2 separate regions of the Homo sapiens genome follow, and region 2 is linked to region 1. Evidence: chromatin loops called from intact Hi-C (ENCODE). Cell type or tissue: breast epithelium. All regions are shown on one strand. Each heading gives the region's core, and the rest is flanking DNA. Links, peaks and the distances in the headings are about the cores only.

The links. Peaks named below come from ENCODE experiments on the same cell type or tissue, not always from the same donor. Only the 100,000 strongest peaks of a DNase experiment are listed, where the experiment ranks them.
Region 2: it touches region 1 in a loop (16-fold over the local background); 1 of 110 quality-filtered maps calls a loop at or near these places.

What each region holds. Positions count from the first base shown.
Region 1 is chr6:36,903,003-36,913,021 of GRCh38, forward strand. All of the region lies in intron 4 of C6orf89 (chromosome 6 open reading frame 89), which reads left to right. Among named protein-coding and RNA genes, the nearest start is that of C6orf89, 22 kb to the left of the region's middle. RefSeq lists a silencer at 5,791-6,085. In breast epithelium, for the core only: no CTCF peak of the experiment used is centred there; DNase peaks (open chromatin) are centred at 3,729 and 4,989; H3K27ac peaks cover 885 bases.
Region 2 is chr6:37,320,533-37,330,551 of GRCh38, forward strand. All of the region lies in intron 12 of TBC1D22B (TBC1 domain family member 22B), which reads left to right. Among named protein-coding and RNA genes, the nearest start is that of RNF8, 28 kb to the right of the region's middle. In breast epithelium, for the core only: a CTCF peak has its summit at 5,392 (motif pointing right); a DNase peak (open chromatin) is centred at 5,399.

The DNA.
Region 1 (10,019 bases), core at 2,957-7,956:
TGCATCGGTGGCATAAGAATTCATAGTCTGATAGACTATTTGAGGGGTTTCCTTTTGAGAACAGTGTTAACATGTAATAAGAGTTGAAATTTACTTTTTCAGGCTGGGTGTGGTGGTTTACAACTATAATCCTAGCAATTTGGGAAGCTGAGGCAAAAGGATTGGTTGAGCCCAGGAGTTCAAGACCAGCCTGGGCAACATAGCGAGACCCTGCCTCCAATTTTGTGTGTGTGTGTGTGTGTGTAAAGAAATTTACTTTTTGAGAAAGGGGGATATTATTTTGGGATTTTTTTGGTGATGTTTATCTTATTTGGCAATGTAGAATAATATGTGTATTAATATCACAAATGGATTATAGAATTTATTGTGTAACCATGATCCGAAACTTTTAGAATGTGTCTTAAATTTTAGGAAAAATGCTTTCAGAAAAAATGTATTTAAGCTTTATAATCATAATGTCATTCTCTTTTTTTTTGAGTTGGAGTCTCGCTCTGTCGCCCAGGCTGGAGTGCAGTGGTGCGATCTTGGCTCACTGCAAGCTCTGCCTCCTGGGTTCACGCCATTCTCCTGCCTCAGCCTCCTGAGTAGCTGGGACTATAGGTGCCCGCCACCACGCCCGGCTAATTTTTTGTATTTCTAGTAGAGACAGGGTTTCACCGTGTTAGCCAGGATGGTCTCATAATGTCATTCTTTAAGATCTAATGAGTCATAAAAATCATCCCTTGGATTGGGTCTCCATCGAAAGCTATTTTTGTATACTTGAGGAAGTCATGGAAAGGTTTCCAAAATTGTATCAAAATCAGAGGAAGGGAACATTGTAAGACAAGAATTCCACCTCAGGAGTTTTTGTTTTTTTTTAAAAAATCAACAGCTCAGATATTTCATTTGAAAATTTCAGATGTAACTTCCTTGTATTTATTGGGAAGGTTGCTTTTGAAATGTCACCAACAGAGCTAAAAAAAAAAAAATGCAGTCTCAAACTCCTATTAGAACGGTTCAAAGTGTTTGGAGGAAACAGCGAGAGAAACTTGTCAGTTAGGCCAGTCTGTGCCTCTTCCTCAGACACACCAGTCTCCTTTCCTGACTGTCTTCCCCTCAAAGCCTCCCTAACGGCAACTCCTGATGAGTTTTCCTGACCTGGTTGATGGCATTATCTTCTTCCCCAGTCCTATAAAGTAAATCTCCATACACGGTTGAACTGAGAAATGGGGCATCGTCAATGAACACTGCTCGCTTCTTCTCTAAATCATAGTTTAAACATTCCAGAAACATTAGTGTCTTGTAAACAAGCTGGATTATTTGGACTACTTCAAATCAATATTTTGCCTTGCAGATGGAAATAAAATGAGTCCTTGGAGCTCAGTTGTAGAGAGAGCGAGTGAGCATTGGAAGGGTGTGGCTTTAGCTCTTTAATGTTGTTGATTCTATTAAAGTGCTGTTTTTACTTGTAAATGTGGATGTGGAAGCACCATATTTTCCTATGTATGATAATTCTGGGAAGCTGTAGACATGTGAAACTAACAGCATTTTGCGTAGCATTTGGAAGAAAAGTTAAAAACACGTAATTATATGAAGAGTAAACAGAAACACATGAGGGAGAATTAAGTGCAACTTAATCTGGGCCTGTAAGAGGGCAGGAAAAGTAAAAATATATCATTTTTTAATGTCCTGGTATCAAAAAACAACTACCTTCAGGTTAGGATTAGTTGGCCATACATTTAAAGTAAATGCAAGGGGAGAATGGTGTGACAGATTCCCGAAAGGAAACCCCATATGGTTTCCTGAAGTGCTGGCCTGTCTCACACTCCCAGGGTCATCTGGTGCTCCTTGCAGTGGCACCTCGGGAATGATGGAGGGCAGCTGCAGCCTTGGTGATGTACAAGAGGCACCACCACCAATGACTGGAAGTTTCCCCTGACCCCACCCAGGGAACAAAAAGGTGACAGAGGTGGGGTTCTTTTTCTAGATTTCAGCCTTAGATAGGAAATCCTGCCCCTAAATGCTCTCAATAAGAAGAATGAAGTGACTTTGCAGCGAGTCATGGAAACATCCCGCTCTGCAGCAAAAAATAAGTAAATAAACTGACAGTTGTTTATTACTTACCAGATGCCAGACCCTGTTCAGGGGGCTTTCCATATATCGGCTTATTTAATCTTGACAACATCCCTATAGGGTAGCTTCAGGTTTTATGCCCATTTTACAGATGAGGACACTGAGGCACAGTATGGTTAGGTCACTTGCTCAAGGTCCCAGGTCTGGTCACGGAGCCATGATTTGAACCCAGGCAGCCAGTCTTCAGAGTCTGAGCCCTTCGCCTCTGATGTGAGTAGTCTGTAGCTGTGCAGTAGACCTGAAGAGTCTAGCTTTAAGTCTGATGTTGGAGTTCTACCACTGTCTCTCTCGGATCATCAGTTACTTTCTCTTAACTCCCTAGTCCCTGAAGAGACAATATTCTTTCTGGCTGTTCCAAAGATAAGTGGTCTTCCAAGCTTCTGACCCTTTAGAATTTTCCCGACCTGGTGTTGTCTTAGACATTCAGCCCAGTTCATCCTCCCTAGTCTGCACCCTGACATTCAGCCCAGTTCATCCTCCCTAGTCTGCACCCTTATGGATAATATTTGACTGACTTAATCCTTCCTCTTACTGACCCAGAGTTTTCTCTTTACATTCACATTCTTACTGCTTTTCTCCCCTCCTGGCTTCATATCTTTATAGTCACTTTACTCCTGCCGGCCATCCCCTTGGTTTTTACCATTTCCATGGAATCATTGAGTCTTAAAGCCAGAAAAGAATTTTAGAGTTAATCTAGTACATACCCCATTTTATAAAAGAGGTAACTGAGGCCAGGAGAGGTAAAGGAGCTTGCTTACCCAGCTAAAAGTGGCAAAATCACACTTGAACCCTAGTTTCTTAACTCCCTCTAGCATTCTGTCCAAGATATCACACTTACAGCCTGCCATCTCTGCCCTCAGTCAAGCCAGGCGCTAGCATGTTCAGCCAATTATTTTTTTTACTTTGGTCATTTTCTGGCCAACTTAAAAATAACATATTCATTTCTACTGAGGAAGCCTGGGATAGTTCTCACATACAGTGAAAAGGCACACATTTGGAACTCGATGCATCCCGTAACCTTCAAAGGAAGGATGAAGTAGATCCAGCAACATCAAGAAGTTTTGGAAATAGCAAATCATTTATTGGCCTCAAACTAAGAATCTAGTAAGACTTAGAGAGTCCAGATCTGTGCTCAAAGATGAACTGCTTAGACCGCAAGGAAAACCTTCCTCTTTTATTTGCAAAATAAGCTTACCTTCTGTGATAATAACAGCTCTGTCAAGCACTTACTGTATACCAGGTACTGTGCCGTGCAGTTTATTTCTCAGTCTTCACAGCAGTCACATAAGGTAGATACTGTTTTTATGTTCATTTCAAAGATGAGGAAACTGATGTGCAAGGGGATTGACTGACTTATCTGAAGTCTCACATTTATTTATTTTTAATTTTTTCTTTTGCTGTGTTTTTGATAATAAATTTTCACATTTAGAAACAAATTTTTGTACAAGTGAGAACTCATGAAAATAGACTTTCTCTGTGGTTTGGAGTGGTTCAAATGCATTGCTTCCTGGAGGCAAGGCTGTTGGTGAAATGATTTCTTGGGCTCTTTCCCTCTACGGTGTGTGAAAATGGCTCTGGGCATGGTGCCACACATGCAGGGACCTGGCAGAAGCCTCCTTCATTGTCAAGGCTTCACCCCTGCCTCATGCCCGGGGTACTAGAAGAGGTGCTATGCACAAACAAGCTTCTGGAGAGCAGCCTGATTAAATATTGAGCACACACTAGTGAAAGTCATGGGAACTTTGTCATGGGCTTTGCAGGGTTTTCTTGGCTATATTTATAATGCAAGAAATGATGAAGTTATATTTATTTAATCTTTATTTTGAGGTTTCTGTGAATCCAGATTGCTCATTTGATTTTTCTCCCCATGGACTTAATTCTATTGTTAAAGCTTCTGAAAAATCAGCCTTCCTGCCTGCCTTCCTGCCTTCCTCCCTCCTTCTTTTCCTCCTTCCATCCCTTCCTCCCTCTCCCCAACTTCATTCACTCATTCAGTAAATGTTTATTGAGACCCTGCTATATATGCCAGGCACTGTTCTCAACAAAGCAGTGAACAAAACAGACAAAACCACTGCTCTTGTAGAGCTAGTATTGGCTTTGTTCTTTTCTTTCTTCCCTATCCTTTTTATCCAGAGGGAGTTTTTTGTCCTGGAAAGAAATCTTTTGTTTTGTTTTGTTTTGTTTTGTTTTGTTTTGTTTTTGCCAGGTAAATAATCTATGTAACAGTACTCTCCCCACTCAGAATTCCAGGATATGTTATGGTTGTCTACAGAGAACCAGCCTAAGTGAGTTTTCTTGTAAATAACTCTCAGGCACCAGGAAGCTCCCTGATGGGTGAGACGCTGGCCCATCCATTTTTCTGCCCAGTGCCCAACTTGTAAAGAAGGGTGGATAGTTATGGTCTCTGCACGTTGACTTCAAGGCTGTGTTTTGTCTGAGAGACTGTTTTTGACATCTCCAACAGTGAAATCATTCCAAATCATAGTGAAAACTTGAAATACAAGTTATAAGCTTTATTGAACTTTTATATGTAGGATTTCTCTTCTCTGTCATACCTTTAAAAAATGTTTAAAATATCTGGTATGAGGGATATCTGGAGTAAAGAAGCCTTAGAAATTAAAAGTAGGAAGTTGCTATATAATTTACGCTGACTTTTCTGTCTGGTGCTTCAGGAAAAGTGGTTAGAAACAGGAGGGCTGGAAAGAAGTGAGATGCAGCATATTAGGTAGTCAAAAGCCGTAAACTAGGGTGGCATGGGCTCGGCTGGCTGTGTGCTGTTGGCTGTTTCCCAGGATGGAATTTTGTTCACTTTGTGGCATGATGGCTCCAGCCAGTTGTATAGAGAACACGTCAGACAAAACCTTTTCAGATGGACAGAGGCCAAGCTGGAGTCTGGCCACATCTCTTTCTGTTGTCAGGGACTCTGTGGGGAGAGGAAGAGGAGCCTGCACCCTACCTCCACCCCTAGTTCACCGTTTGCCCGTTCCTCTCTCTAAGCTTATGCTTTATCCACCTTGGTGATCTCAGGCTACAGAGAAATCAAAAGTAGTTCTTTCTTTTAAAGTTTGGGCTCCCTTAGTTCAGGTGGATGGCATAGGCTACCCCATTCCAGTGATCCTTTTTTCTTGTTACTTCCCTTCCTTCTTTGCGGGCCACCAGCCTGGCCACCTCTGCTCCTGTCAGATACCTCTCTGGGGCCAGCCTTCTGAGATGATTTACCTCTACACTTCAGCATTGAATTCTCAGCTTCAGTTTTCATGATCTCCAAGGACATTTTGACTTGGAAAGTACATAAAATACATGCATACAAAGACAGTAAGAGGTGTAATATTTTGATATTTAAAAATACTTATAATAAAGTAATATTTCTCATCTCTATCCTTTTAACTTTTCTACTCAAGCAACTGCTAATAATAACTTGGTATACATCCTTCTGAGTTTTTCCATGTCTATACAAATAGATATACTTAATATATATAAATAGAAATACTTTTTTGTTCACACACATACAAAAGATCTCATATACATATTTTTGGCTAGACACATTGTATTAGTTTCTAAGGCTGCTGAAACAAAGCATCACAGGCCGAGCAGCTTAAAACAACAGAAATCCAGTACCTCACAGTTGTGGAGTCTAGAAGTCAGAAATCCAGGTTGATAGGGCCACGTCCCCTCTCAAAGGCTCTAGGGAAGAATCCTTCCTGGCCTCTTCCAGTTTCTGGTGGTTTTCAGCAGTCCTTGGCATTCCTTGGCTGTGTCAGCATAACTTCAGCCTCTGCCTTTATCTTCACGTGGCCATCTGCTTTCTATGTGTGTCTTTGTGTCTTCTGTCTTCTTCTAAGGACATCATTCAGATTGGATTCAGGGCTCATCCTACTTCAGTATGACCTCATCTTAAATGACTACATCTGTGGCCACCCTATCTCCAAGGTCATGTTCTGAGGTTCCAGGAAAATGTGGATTTTGGGAAAACATAATTAAACCCTCTCTATATATTTTTGAGGATTTTATATTAGTTGATTCTGTGACTCTTCTATAATTTAACCATTTTCTAGGGTTGTTGTGGGTTTTTTTTTTTTTTGCTATTACAAAAATATGTACCTGAGAGATTCATATACACATATCTTTATATAGATATACTTTTTTTCTGTAAGATATATTCTTGGAAATGGACTCGCTGAGTCAAAGGGCATGTGCATTTTAAATTTTAATAAATGCAACCAAATTGTCTTCATAAACTTATACCAGCTTATACTTTCATTAACAGCATATGTTGATCATTGACACTGGATGTTGTCAATGTTTTGCCAGTTAGAAAACTAAATAATAGTATCTCATTTCAAGTTGCATTTCATTGATTATTAGTCAAATTGCATGTCTTTTCAAATGGTTTATAGGCCATTTATATTTATAATACTTTTCTGTGAATTCCTTGTTCATATTTTTTCCCCATTAAAAATTTTTTTATCTACCCTGGGCAACATGGAGAAACCCTAGCTCTACAAAAAATACAAAAAATTAGCCATATATGGTGGTGCACACCTGTAGTCCCAGCTACTCTGGCAGCTGAGGTGGGAGGATCACCTGAGCCCGGGGAGGTCAAGGCCACAGTGAGCCGTGATTGTACCACTGCACTTCAGCCTGGGTGACAGAATGAGAGCCTGTCTCAAAAAAAAAAAAAAAAAAGTTTTTTGTTAATTCAAACAGAGGCTTATATATTAGAAATACTGATTATTTGTCTCGTATATGCAAATATTGGTCAAATCTGTCCATTTTTCCTTTATAGCCTCTAGGAAGCCTTCCTTGTCCCAAAGATTATAAAAATACTCATTTCTCAGTCCTCACAACAGTCACTTAGGGTAGATACTGTTTTTATATCCATTTCAAAGATGAGGAAACTGATGTGCCAAGGGATTGACTAATTTATCTAAAGTCTCACATTTACAGACACATTTTTATACAGGTGAGAACTCATGAATATATGTGAACTCTCTATGGTTTGGAGTAGTTCCTCTAGCTTTTTTTTTTTTGAGACAGGATCTCACTGTGTTCCCAGGCTAGCCTTGAACTCCTGGGTTCAAGAGATTATCCTGCCTCAGCCTCCTGAGTAGCTGGGACTAAAGTGCCACCATGCCCAGCTCCTTTAGTTATTTTTAAAATTTTATGTTATCTATTTGTATCTTTTAATCAATCTAGAATTTAATTTAGTATATGGTGAAAGGGTAGGAATCTAACTTTATTTTCTTCCATATAGATGGTCACTTGTCCCAATTTGATTTATTGAATCTACCCTTTCCTCACTTAATTAAAAATCTATGTTTATCCTTTATTGGCCAGGCATGGTGGCTGACACCTATAATTCCAGCACTTTGGGAGGCCAAGGCGGGTGGATTGCTTGAGCTCTGGAGTTCAAGACCAGCCTGAGCAACATGATGAAACCCTGTCTCTTCCAAAAATACAAAAATTAGCTGGGTGTGATGGCACACACTGGTAGTCCCAGCTACTTGGGAGGCTGAGGTGGGAGGATGACTTGAGCCTGGAAGGTCAAGGCGACAGTGAGCTGAGATGTGCCACTGTACTCCAGCCTGGGCGACAGAGCAAGACCCTGTCTCTAAAAAAAAAAAAAAGGCTGGTCTCAAACTCCTGGGCTCAAGCGATCCCACCTCAGCCTCCCAAAGTGTTGGGATTACAAGCATCAGCCACCACCCATAAATGTTTTATCTTGTTAAATTTATTGCTAGTTATTATGAATGAGATTATTTTCCATTTCAGTTTTTAACTGATTGTGGCCAGTAGAGTAAGAAAGCTATTGATTTTTATGTATCTGAAAATCTGTATCTTGTATTCTGTCACCTTATTAAATTCTCTTTTTAGTACTAACAGTTTTTTACTTGTGTTCGCCTCTAACTTTCAGTTCCCTCAAGGAACACCACCTCCAAGTTTTTCTTTTAGTTTGCTATTCCTACTTTCTTTTTCTTTCTTGATTTCCCTTTACTGGGTTTTCTTCTACCTGCTTTTTAAAGGGATCTCCACCTGGAAATCCCAAGAATATCTAAAGCTCTGAATAAAATTAAAATTAAATAAGTTAGGCTGGGCTGGGCGCAGTGGCTCACGCCTGTAATCCCAGCACTTTGCAAGGCTGAGGTTGGCGGATCATCTGAGATCAGGAGTTTGAGACCAGCCTGGCCAACATGGTGAAACCCTGTCTCTACTAAAAATACAAAAATGAGCCAGGCTTCGTGGCGGGCACCTGTAATCCCAGCTATTCAGGAGGCTGAGGCAGGAGAATCGCTTGACCCCAGGAGGCGGAGGTTGCAGTGAGCCGAGATCGCGCCACTGCACTCCAGCCTGGGCGACAGAGCTAGACTCCATCTCCAAAAAAAATAATAATAATAATAATTAAATAAATTATAGTTAAAATAATTCTCCTAACTCTTAGGTTAAGAGCTGCTCGGTGCTAGCCCATGCAGCACCTTTATACAAATTCGAGGAAGGTGCCCCTTTCTCCTGGTGCTTTACTCTCATCTCCTGGGAAGACTGTCATAATTAACTGATTCTGTTGGAATATGACACGCTACTACAGAAAAGTGTCATAATAAATCTGCAGATGACGTTCCCTAGATGAGCACTAATGACATAGGTGATACCAGAGATCTGCAGGTTTATTATGACACTGACCAAGAGGACAGTATAGTGCAAACATTCACAGTAGTGCTCCTTGGGGCTGTAGATTTCATCTTCACTGCTTCTAGAATCCACCCCTTTTTTCCATTCCCACTGCCTCATTCATTATATTTCACTTCTCATCACAGTGAACCCCCCCCCCCCGACCTTTTCCCTAAAAAAGGGCAAAACCAAAATATAACCAGATCTTCCTTTTCCCAGCCTCTCTCTTCTAGGGCACCCTAATCACAATCCAGAATAATCTTCCTAGAACATCGAGAAATTCCTGCTCAAAAGCCTCCAACAGTTCCTCTTTTTGTTCTGAGTAGAGCCAGACATGCTTCAAGCCCTGGAAGCCCTCACCACATCTTCCTCTGCAGCCTGTTTCCTTACCCAAACCCCCACTGCACGCCCAGCATCTGCTGTGTTCTTCCTGCCACACTCTGGCACCTCAGGAACTTCCTATCACCTCTAACTTTCAGTTTGTTCATCCACAGAATGAGAATAGTGATTCCTCCTCAGTAATTACACAGTGAAAATTAAATGCTATAACATGGGAAAGTGACTAACATAGGGCAAGCACTCAGTGCATTAGCTTGCTTTCTCCTTCCCCTTCCATCGCAAGTACTTTGGAAACCGAAATGCTATATAATTGTAACATGTTGTTATGATTATGCCCCATGGTGTGTCCATTACCCAGAGCTTTTGCATATTGGCAAGAATTTATCATATTTGACACTGAATAAGAAGCATTTGAAAATATTGGAGAAGAAAAAATGCAACTTTGCAGCCTCAGTGTGCCACTGAAACAGGTGGTACTAAAGGGTTTTCAGCTACCCCCAGAGTACTGTGGGAGGAGAGGCGCCCTCCCAGGAGCAGGGTGTAGCGGTAATCCTCTGACTAATAATCTTCCTGCGAGTTGAGACTGGCTGAGAAAGGTAGGTGGCAGTTGCCTCCAGGAAACACAGATACTATCTTCAAGAGATGGAGGATGCTCAGCAGACCGGCCAAGAACAAACACGGTCTTTCCCTGACGAGGATTTCCTATGCCCCACTACTACTGCCTCAGAGAAAACAAGCATGTAGTGCTTACTGCCAACCACAGAAAATGTTTTGTGGTTAAGAGTCAGTTTCCAAGTATGTTTATTGGTTTAAAAAATTGACTTCGTTTCAGCCACATTTGGTTGTCTGTTATCATTTGTCGTAGGCTCTCTCCTGATTTGGTTTCCATTGGGTTTTAATCA
Region 2 (10,019 bases), core at 2,386-7,385, 420 kb after region 1:
TAAAAACCCACTTTTCTAATTAAGTGGTTTTTAACATAATGAGTAAACCATACAAGGTTCATACTGAGGGAAACTGGTTTGGAGAGGAGGCATCAGAGTACACAGGGGCAAAGGGCTGGGTCCCAGCTGCGACAAAAGCCCCCAGCAGGAAGGGTGCGTGCTTCTCCCTGGCCAAGCAGTTGTCTAGGGCCGCTGCCTGGCAGAGAGGACCAAAAACTGACAAAGGAGATCACACTGAGAGGTTTCCTTCCTGAGACCGCTGGGCAAAGGAGCCTGAGGCACATTTGCACATAGTACTCTGGGAGCAGAATGGCTGGATCCTCCGGGCCCGTGGCAGCTTGAAATGCGAGCTGCCAGCAGAGCTGGGCCAAAGCCTCTTTTGTGGTAGGTGGGGACTCTTGACAATTCCTGCCCTCAGCCTGGGCTAGTGTAATAGAATCATAATAATATGTTAGGTTGAATCATATGCAGTTGTTTTTGTAGATTAAAATGGTTGAATATTGGCAATTTCGTGAGGCTCAATCTAATAGCAGCTAATTCTTAGCACTTTGAATATACAGGCACTATTCTAAATGTTTTCCTGTGTTAATTCATTTCATCCTTGCAACAATCCTACAAGGTAGGCTATAATACCCCATTTTACAAATGGGGAAACTGTCATAGCAAGATTTTTTTTTTTTAAGTAACCAGGCCAAGGTCACCTGAGTGAGTGATAGAGGCCTGGAATCCACTCTCTGAACCACTGTGCTTTGCTGCCTGTCAGTCCCAGGCCTGCCAGATGCTTCCTGGAGCTCTTGAGCTAAACTTACATGGTGGCTGTTCCCAGGCAAGGATCTGCTTAGGTTTCCACCTCCCTCAAGATTTCTTCTTCCCCATCTCTCCCCCTACATTGGAGGTTGCTAGCAGGCTTTCTTCTCACAAAGAAACATTTAGCAACAACAACAAAAACTTGTTGTTTTAAAACTGAAAAAGAATTCCTCCCAGGGTCTTCCTTGTGACCTCCTCCTATTCTGGCTTCTGGGTTTTTCTCCTTCCACTGCCAGAAAGATCTGTGATCTCCTGCTGCCCTTTCATGCTCTCCCTCCAAGTGGCCTGAAATCACCTAACACACATCCCTGGGGAAAGCAGAGGCTCTAATGCTCCAGGGTGGACTGCAGCAGGGAGCCCCCAGGGCTGGTGCAGGTTATGGGTGAAGAGCAGCTCTGGGCCTGTCTGTGGAGTCCTAGAGCCTGCTTGGGCCCTTGTGGAGCTCTCAGGCTTCTGTTAGATCAGTGGCTGGGGAGGCCGTGTTGACTGGGGAGGAGCATGAGTCTCTGAGACACAAGAAGTGTTCTCTGTTTTCATCTGGGTGGTGGTTAATTGGGTGTGTACTTATGTAAAAAGTCATCAACCTGCATGCTTAAGATTTATGTCATGAGTCCACCCTCAAAAGGTTGGGAGGAAAGTAAATGGTGGAGACAATGTAAGAGCGCTCGAACCTACCTACCAAATAGACAAATAGATGTTTTCTACCCATTTTGATGTGGGTCATTTTTACATAATCACAATTCATTACCACCATGTACAGTTGTGTACTACTAAGGAAGTGAATGGAGCTTCTGTTACCCAGCAGTGAGCCTGAAGAGGACTGTATCTGCCCAGAGGACAGGGCCATCTGGGCTAGCAATAGGAGGCCTGTCAGGGCCTCCTGTTGCCACTCTGGTCCTAGAAAAAGGAATTAAGAGGCCAGGCACGGTGGCTTATGCCTGTAATCCCAGCACTTTGGGAGGCCACGGCAGGCAGATCACCTGAGGTCAGGAGTTCAAGACCAGCCTGGCCAACGTGGTGAAACTCCGTCAGCCAGGTGTGATGGCACACACCTGTAATCCCAGCTACTCGGGAAGCTGAGGCAGGAGAATCGCTTGAACCTGGGAGGCGGAGATTGCAGTGAGCCGAGATCGTGCCAGTGCACTCCAGCCAGGGCAGCAAAGTGAGACTCTGTCTCAAAAAAAGAAAAAGAAAAAGGAAGTAAGCAAAGGGAACTTTTGAGGGAACAAGGCTGGAGCCTGTGAGTGCTGAGAGACCTGCTATCCCCATAGGTGTTTGTAATAAAAACATGTTTTTATTCCCAACACCCATTGGCAGAATATGCCATCAAGGCAGGTTGCAGTTGTCAGACTTGGGGAAGACTTCCCAAAGCAGATTAATGTCAGACCTCGGGACAGGAACTGGTTGAGTGAGTTCTGTGATGAGGAAAGGCGTGACAAGCCCCCTGTGGTCAGTGCAGCACCACATAATTACAACCCAAAACCAAGGGGTTACAACGGGGAGCAGGGGAACACCTCCAGAAGTCAAAAATTCACTGCACGTGTAGACGAGCATGAGCTGTGCCCAGTTGTGGGCACTTAGATGAGCAGCAGGCAGAAACTCTGTACAGAATAAAGCAACCCATAGGAGGCCTGAAAACTGACTCTAGGATAATATTTCTATGAAGAGCGTGTGCCTGAGTCAGAGGGGACAGGCGCCTGAGCAAATACCTGGTCACTCTATTCTAAAAAGTCATCTCGGGAAAGCAGCAGCAGCAGCAGCAGCAGCGAAGCCCAGAACATGGGAGCCCAGGAAGATGTCAGCAGGCGCCAGCAAGGCCTCAGAGGGCTCAGGATGGAATTTGAGAAGCACCATGCAGGGCACTCTGAGGACTAATAATCAAAGTTTCTTCAAATGCATAAAAAGATGCCAGTCGCAGTGGCTCATGCCTGTAATCCCAGCGCTTTGGGAGACTGAGGCAGGAGGATCGCTTGAGCCCAGGAGTTCGAGAGCACCCTGGGCAACATAGGGAGACCCTGTCTCTAAAAAAAATATTTAAAAATTAGCCAGGCATGGTGGCACACACCTGTAGTCCCAGCTACTTAGGAAGGTTGGGTGGGAGGATCATCTGAGCCAGGGAGGGCGAGGCTGCAATGAGCCATCAGTGGACAACAGAGTGAGTCTCAAATGAGTGAGTGAGTGAGTGAAATGACAAGGGGGTCAGCTGGAAGAAAATGTTGGAGAGATTCCCACTCTGAAGGTTTCTTTTGTAGGAGACAGGTCAGGGTTATTAAATAGTGCTAAGCCCATGGGATGTTCCAGACCTCAATAATAAAGTAAATGTAAATAAATCCCTTGAACCAGATGGCATCCACCCACCACTTCTGCAAGAACACAGGGGTGCGATTGTGGAACATTGCCGAATGGAGGCCCTGTCTTTACAGACATTTGGTGAATTGCCAGTTTGAATCCTTCACACAAGGGTTCAGAGGGAACCCTGGGAACTGAAGATCTTTCTGCCCAAAACAAGCTGGTGTGAGAAAGGGCACGGTTCCTAGACATGTGAACAAAAACAAGCCACTGAGGGGAACTCTGCACAGCTTTCTTTGAGAGGAAACTTTGCCAAATTCCTAGATTCAGGAAAAGCCAATGAATAAAAGTTTGACTCTCAACAAGCTTATATCATAGGGACATGTTTTTGAAAAGTTGTATAGGGACCAGAGGAAATGTTTTACTACCTCACTGATTCTCAGAATAGAAGAGGTTTGTTTTAAAGTATTTATTTGACTAGAAAGGCATTTTTACATGCTTGAATACACTATACATTTGCAAAGAAAGTTCCAGTACTGCAAAGTGATTCTAGATACAGTATCTTATTTAATAGCACATATTTAATGTTCTTTTGTTGCTCATCATTATACATCCTGTGTTTGGTTGTGCCAGCCCTTATTGCAGAGTAAAATTAGTCAACTCTTAGTCACCAGCTGGGTCACACTGGTGGCTGGGAAAGACCAAGAAGAGGCAGAGGAAGAGGTGGCACCGATGATAAAAATCCATTCAAGAATTTAGCTGTGACACATCTACAGCAGGTTCAAATCTCTCAGCTGTAAGACAAACTGGATACTTTATAAGGACTGTGGCCTATTATGCACCAAAATGCCTTACTGAAATTGTCTGGATGAGCTGCCTGCTGGGTCCAGTGATACATTAGTAAACGAAGAAGTTGAAATAGAAGGCTAACATATGCTTTGGATCGCTTGGCAGTGTGACACCAATATGGCATCAAGCCTTACTATGAGTCCAAGGACTTAATGACTAAATAAAAGTAAAAATGAACAAAAAAAAAAAGTGAATGCTTCTAGATTTCCTTCAAACAGCCTCTTTTATGACTTCTCTTCTTTTTGTTCCTTCTACTTTATGCCTTACTTCTCTTCTCACACCAGGGCAGGCAGTATATAGTCTAGTAATTATGAGCACATGCCCAGATTGGGCTCAAATCCCTGGCTAGCACTACCCTGTGACCCTAGGCAAGTTCCTTAACCTCTGTGCCTCAATTTCCTCATCTGTAAAATGGAAGTTAATATGTATCTCATAGAGTAGATGTAGGATTAAACAAACTAGTACAAAGTACATGTGAAACATCTAGAGCCCCATCTGTTATGTAATAAGTGCTCAATAAATAATAAATGCCGTTATACTGATTATCTTTGGTGTTCTTCCTCTTCCTCCTCAATTATTCTCCCACCTTTATTGGACAGTCTGCAGTGGAATTTTCCTATACCTTTCCCTTTTCAAAGTCTCTGCTTATTACCCATTATCTTTACCTTTGGCCTCTTACCTAATTGTTTTTTTTCCACCCATCACATGTGGCTCAAAGTCCTTCTCTGCCATATTGCCTTTTCCTGTGTGAATTTTCAGCAGGTACCTGTGCCTGGCCCTTTTCTGCTATTTCAGCCATTTCCAACTGTTTTCTACAAAGGGTGTTTGCTCCCTTTCTATTAATTGGGAATCTCTTTCTGATACTTGCCCTACAAGCTTTCTCCTCCTCCTGACTATAGTATCTCATCTGACTGCATGTGATACTTAAGTGCTCCCATGAACTGGCTTTGTAACAAATCTTCAGTTGTTCCCTGCCCCGGTAGTGTCTCTTCTCTGCCCCTAGATAAAAGCTCCTGATTTGTGATTAGCACCTTCATCCCCCAGCCATAATTATCGTTTCTACTTTTTTTTTTTTTTTTTTTTTTTTTTTGAGATGGAGTCTCACTGTGTCGCCCAGGCTGGAGTGCAGTGGCACAATCTTGGCTCACTGCCACCTCTGCCTCCCGGGTTCAAGCAATTCTTCTGCCTCAGCCTCCCATGTAGCTGGGACTACAGGGGCACGCCATGACGCCCAGCTAATTTTTTGTATTTTAGTAGAGATGGGGTTTCACCATGTTAGCCAGGCTGGTCGCGAACTCCTAAGCTCAGGCAATCCACCCAACTCTGCCTCCCAAAGTGAGTTTCTACTTTTTTAATCCACTGGGCAGGGTTTCCCATTGTTGCAGCATGAGGACAGCAGGTGGTAGACTAGGGTCGGGGCTAGAGGTGGGGATGTTGCAGTTTTAGGCATAGCCACCAGGTGGCAGAGTGGTTCCTTACGGCTAAGCATCACTTCCCTTGGGGGAAGTGGGGACATTCACTTGTGCAGGGGTGGAATTATTTGGAAGCTTTTGAGAGGTTTCTGTTAAGACTGGAAGAATTGGAAATTATAGGTAGATCTCATCTCAACAAAGAGTATTCTCGGCTGGGCGCGGTGGCTCACGCCTGTAATCCCAACACTTTGGGAGGCTGAGGCGGGCAGATTACGAGGTCAAGAGATCAAGACCATCCTGGCCAACATGGTGAAACCCAGTCTCCACTAAAAATGCAAAAATTAGCTGGGTGCAGTGGCGCGCACCTGTAATCTCAGCTACTCAGGAGGCTGAGGCAGGAGAATCGCTTGAACCTGGGAGTTGGAGGTTGCAGTGAGCCAAGATTGCTGCTGCACTCCAGCCTGGTGACAGAGTGAGACTGCGCCTCAAAAAAAAAAAAAAAAAAGTATTCTCTTCTAGAGAGCTATGTCCTTTGTTGGCTGTTCTTGTTTGTTATCAGTTTGCAAGTGTATGTAACCATCATAGAAAAATTTAGAAAATTCCAGTAAGAAATCTTAGGCTGGGCACAGTGGCTCACGCCTGTAATCCCAGCACTTTGGGAGGCCGAGGTGGGCAGATCCCGAGGTCAGGAGATTGAGATCATCCTGGCTTAACGGTGAAACCCCGTCTCTACTAAAAATAAAAAACAATTAACCAGGCATGGTGGCTCATGCCTGTAGTCCCAGCTACTCAGGAGGCTGAGGCAGTAGAATTGCTTGAACCTGGGAGGTGGAGGTGGTGGTGAGCCAAGATCATGCCACTGCACTCCAGCCTGGGTGACGGAGCGAGACTACGTCTCAAAAAAAAACAGAAAAAGAAATCTTACCACACAGAGGTGAATATCACAAATTTTAAAAAAATTGATTAGTATGCATTTTATTTTATGTATTAATATTTAAAACCATTATTCTGAGGAGATTGATGGGGTTCACCAGACAGCCCAAGAGTCTAAGGTACAGAAAAGACTGAGACCATTATAAAGAGAGCCTGCCTAACTTAGGATACAAGTGGTCTACCTGAGGAGAATGTTAGCAAAAAGAGGCAACACCTTTTCCAGTTGTTGTGGGATAGGGACATGGTGCGGGAAGGAGGTAGGAAGCAGCAGAGATGGGTAAAAGGGGCCAGAGGCCAGGGAGTACATGGTGGCATGGGGGTGGGGGCATGTAGTATGGTCCAAGGTCAACATTTTAAAAAATAAGTTGAGATAGGGCCGGGCGCGGTGGCTCGCGCCTGTAATCCCAGCACTTTGGGAGGCCGAGGCGGGCGGATCACGAGGTCAGGAGATCGAGACCATCCTGGCTAACACGGTGAAACCCCGTCTCTACTAAAAATGCAAAAAATTAGCCGGGCGTGGTGGTGGGCGCCTGTAGTCCCAGCTGCTCGGGAGGCTGAGGCAGGAGAATGGCGTGAACCCGGGAGGCGGAGCTTGCAGTGAGCCGAGATCGTGCCACTGCACTCCAGCCTGGGCGACAGAGCCAGACTCCGACTCAAAAAAAAAAAAAAAAAAAAAAAAAAAAATAAGTTGAGATAGAAATGATGGTTCTCTTTCAAACAAAACAAACAAAAAAAGCTTTGAGGCAGACAGGACTGAGGCCAGAATAGAACCAAGAGGGAATTACTCCTGTGAGAGGGGAATATTCCAAAGATGTTCCGATCAGCTAAAGGCAGAGTTTTTAAAAGCAGAGCATCTGCTGGCTTGAGTGAATATCAATAACTGGTTGAATAACTGGTCTGGTTGAGTGAATTTCCGTAATCATGTGACTGGAGGGGTTTGCCTGGAGGGTTGGAGAGAGCAGATGCCAGCAACCATGGAGGGGAGAGTGGGGACCTTGGGATGTGCACTCCTCCGGGGGTTCACCACCATCATGACGGCTTTGAGTTCTGTTCTTGGGCTTGGGGATCAAAGGGAAGACTTTGCATTAGCAAAGTTTGTTTTTTTTTTAAATGAGAATATTTAGTGCTGGTAGAGATCTAGGGAAATGGGCATTTTTCTGGAATATATTTTCTGGTTGAATGTTAAAGACCTTTAAAATGTTTGTGGTGGGCCAGGCGCGGTAGCTCATGCCTGTAATCCCAGCACTTTGGGAGGCTGAGGCGGGCGGATCACCTGAGGTCAGGAGTTCGAGACCAGCCTGGCCAACATGGTGAAACCCCATCTCTACTAAAAATACAAAAATTAGCCAAGTGTGATGGCTAATCCCAGCTACTCGGGAGGCTGAGGCAGGAGAATCGCTTGAACCTGGGAGGCGGAGGTTGCGGTGAACTGAGATTGTGCCACTGCGTTCCAGCCTGGGCAATAGAGCAAGACTCTGTCTCTAAATAAATAAATAGATAGATAGATAAAAATAAAATGTTTATGCCCTTTGAAATAGTAATTTCATTTCTAGGAATTTGGCTTAGGGAAATAATCCAAGATAAGGCTTTGTGCATAAAGATGTTCATTATAATTTTTTATAGTGAAAAACCAGAAATAATTAAATGCTCAAAACAGGAGGATGTAAATTCTGGTACATCTTACATCATGGAAAATTCTTTGGATATTGAAAATATCTACAAGGAATTTTTAATATTAGAGGAAATGCTTACGGTAAATGTTGCATAGATTCAAAATTATGTAGAGAAAATATTTCAAGTATGTAAAATATGTAGGAAAAGGACTGGAAGGAAATATGCCAAAATGTTTTAAAATGGCTTCCTCTTGATCGTGAAGTTATGGGTAATTTATTTTCTGTTTTTTTTTTACTTTTTAGTAAACAAAATTTCCACAGAGTAGCTTCACCCAGGCTGGAGTGTAATGGCGTGATCTCGGCTCACTGCAACCTCCGCCTCCCAGATTGAAGCAGTTCTCCTGCCTCAGCCTCCCAAGTAGCTGGGACTACAGGCGGCCACCACAATGCCTGGCTAATTTTTGTATTTTTAGTAGAGACGGGGTTTCACCATGTTGGCCAGGCTGGTCTCAAACTCCTTACCTCAAGTGATTGGCCCACTTCGGCCTCCCAAAGTGCTGGGATTACAGGCATGAGCCACTGCGCCCAGCCCAGAGTAGTTATTACTAAAAAAAAAAGTTATTTCATAACACAATAATACACAAATATTTTATAAGATACATAAATATAATGAGAGAAAAGTGAAAGGCTTCCCTCCCAAAGGGTAACCACTGTGAACAGTTTCCCACTTCTCTAAAATGTTTATGTGTACATGTACATATACAAATATATTGTTGTGTTTTTTCTTTTACCTAAGTGGGATCATACTGTAAATATTGTTCTGCAACTGCCTTTTTTATCCTTTCCAAAATGTCTTCTTTATCTTCATATACTGATACATGTAGACCGGCTTCGCTTGTTTCAAGTGCTGCCTTGCATCTCATGATGCAGATAATCCATGGTTTATCTCACCATTCCCATATTGCCAGACGCTTTTCTAGTATCCTTTCTCCACTATTTGAAGCAATGATGCAGTGAATACCTTTGTACACACAGTAGTGTGACTATTTCCCTAGGATAGAGAGTTAGAAGCAGAGTTGCTGGATGAAAGACCATGTGCATTTCTTATTTTGATAGATATGGTATGTATTTGTTAAGATGATATAAACTTGTCTACTGTAACCAAGACCTCAAAATAACAGTGGCTTAAAACAAGAGAGTTGTTTATTTCCCTTCAACTAACAGTCTAAGTGTAAGCAGTCCAGGGCTAACATTATGGTTTTGGAGTGTTAGGGACTCTGATTTGTCTTATTACTCTGCCATCTTCAACACATGCTTTAACTTTATGGTCTAAGATGATCACTTCTACTCCTCCATTCATATCCATTTTCTAAGAGGGAGAGAAGTTTAGAGCAAAACCTAGAAGTTACACCTATCATTTTTGTTCACATCCAGAATTGGCCAGAACCTAATCGTATTGGCCACACATAGCAGTGATGTGCATTGGGCAGTTTTGTGCCCAGCTACACTTCTAGTACTAAAGGAAGAAATCTCATAAAGGATGCACAAGACCTTTACACTGAGAACTGCAGAATGCTGCTGGAGTATTCGGATCAGCTAGGAGCAGGGTTTGTAAGTCATCATAGTGTGAGTGGCCACTGGCATTAGTGCGTTAGCTATTCACATTGCTAGTCTGTTTTCCCATTTGGCTGTTTGCCTTCTTTCTTACTGATTTGTAGGCAGTCCTTATGGATTACATATATTAACCTTTTATCTTCTATAGATGTTATAAATATTTTGTCCGTTTCTTTTTTTTTTTTTTTTTTTTTTTTTTTTTTTTTTTGAGACAGAGTCTCACTCAGTCGCCAGGCTGGAGTGCAGTGGCGCGATCTGGGCTCCCTGCAACCTCCGCCTCCCAGGTTCAAATGATTTTCCTGCCTCAGCCTCCCAAGTAGCTGTGACTACAGGCGTGTGCTACCTTGCCTGGCTAATTGTTTGTATTTTTAGTAGAGACAGGTTTCACTGTGTTAGCCAGGATGGTTTCGATCTCCTGACCTCGCGATCCATCCGCCTCAGCCTCCCAAAGTGTGGGATTACAGGCGTGAGCCACCGCGCCTGGCCTATATTTTAACTTTGT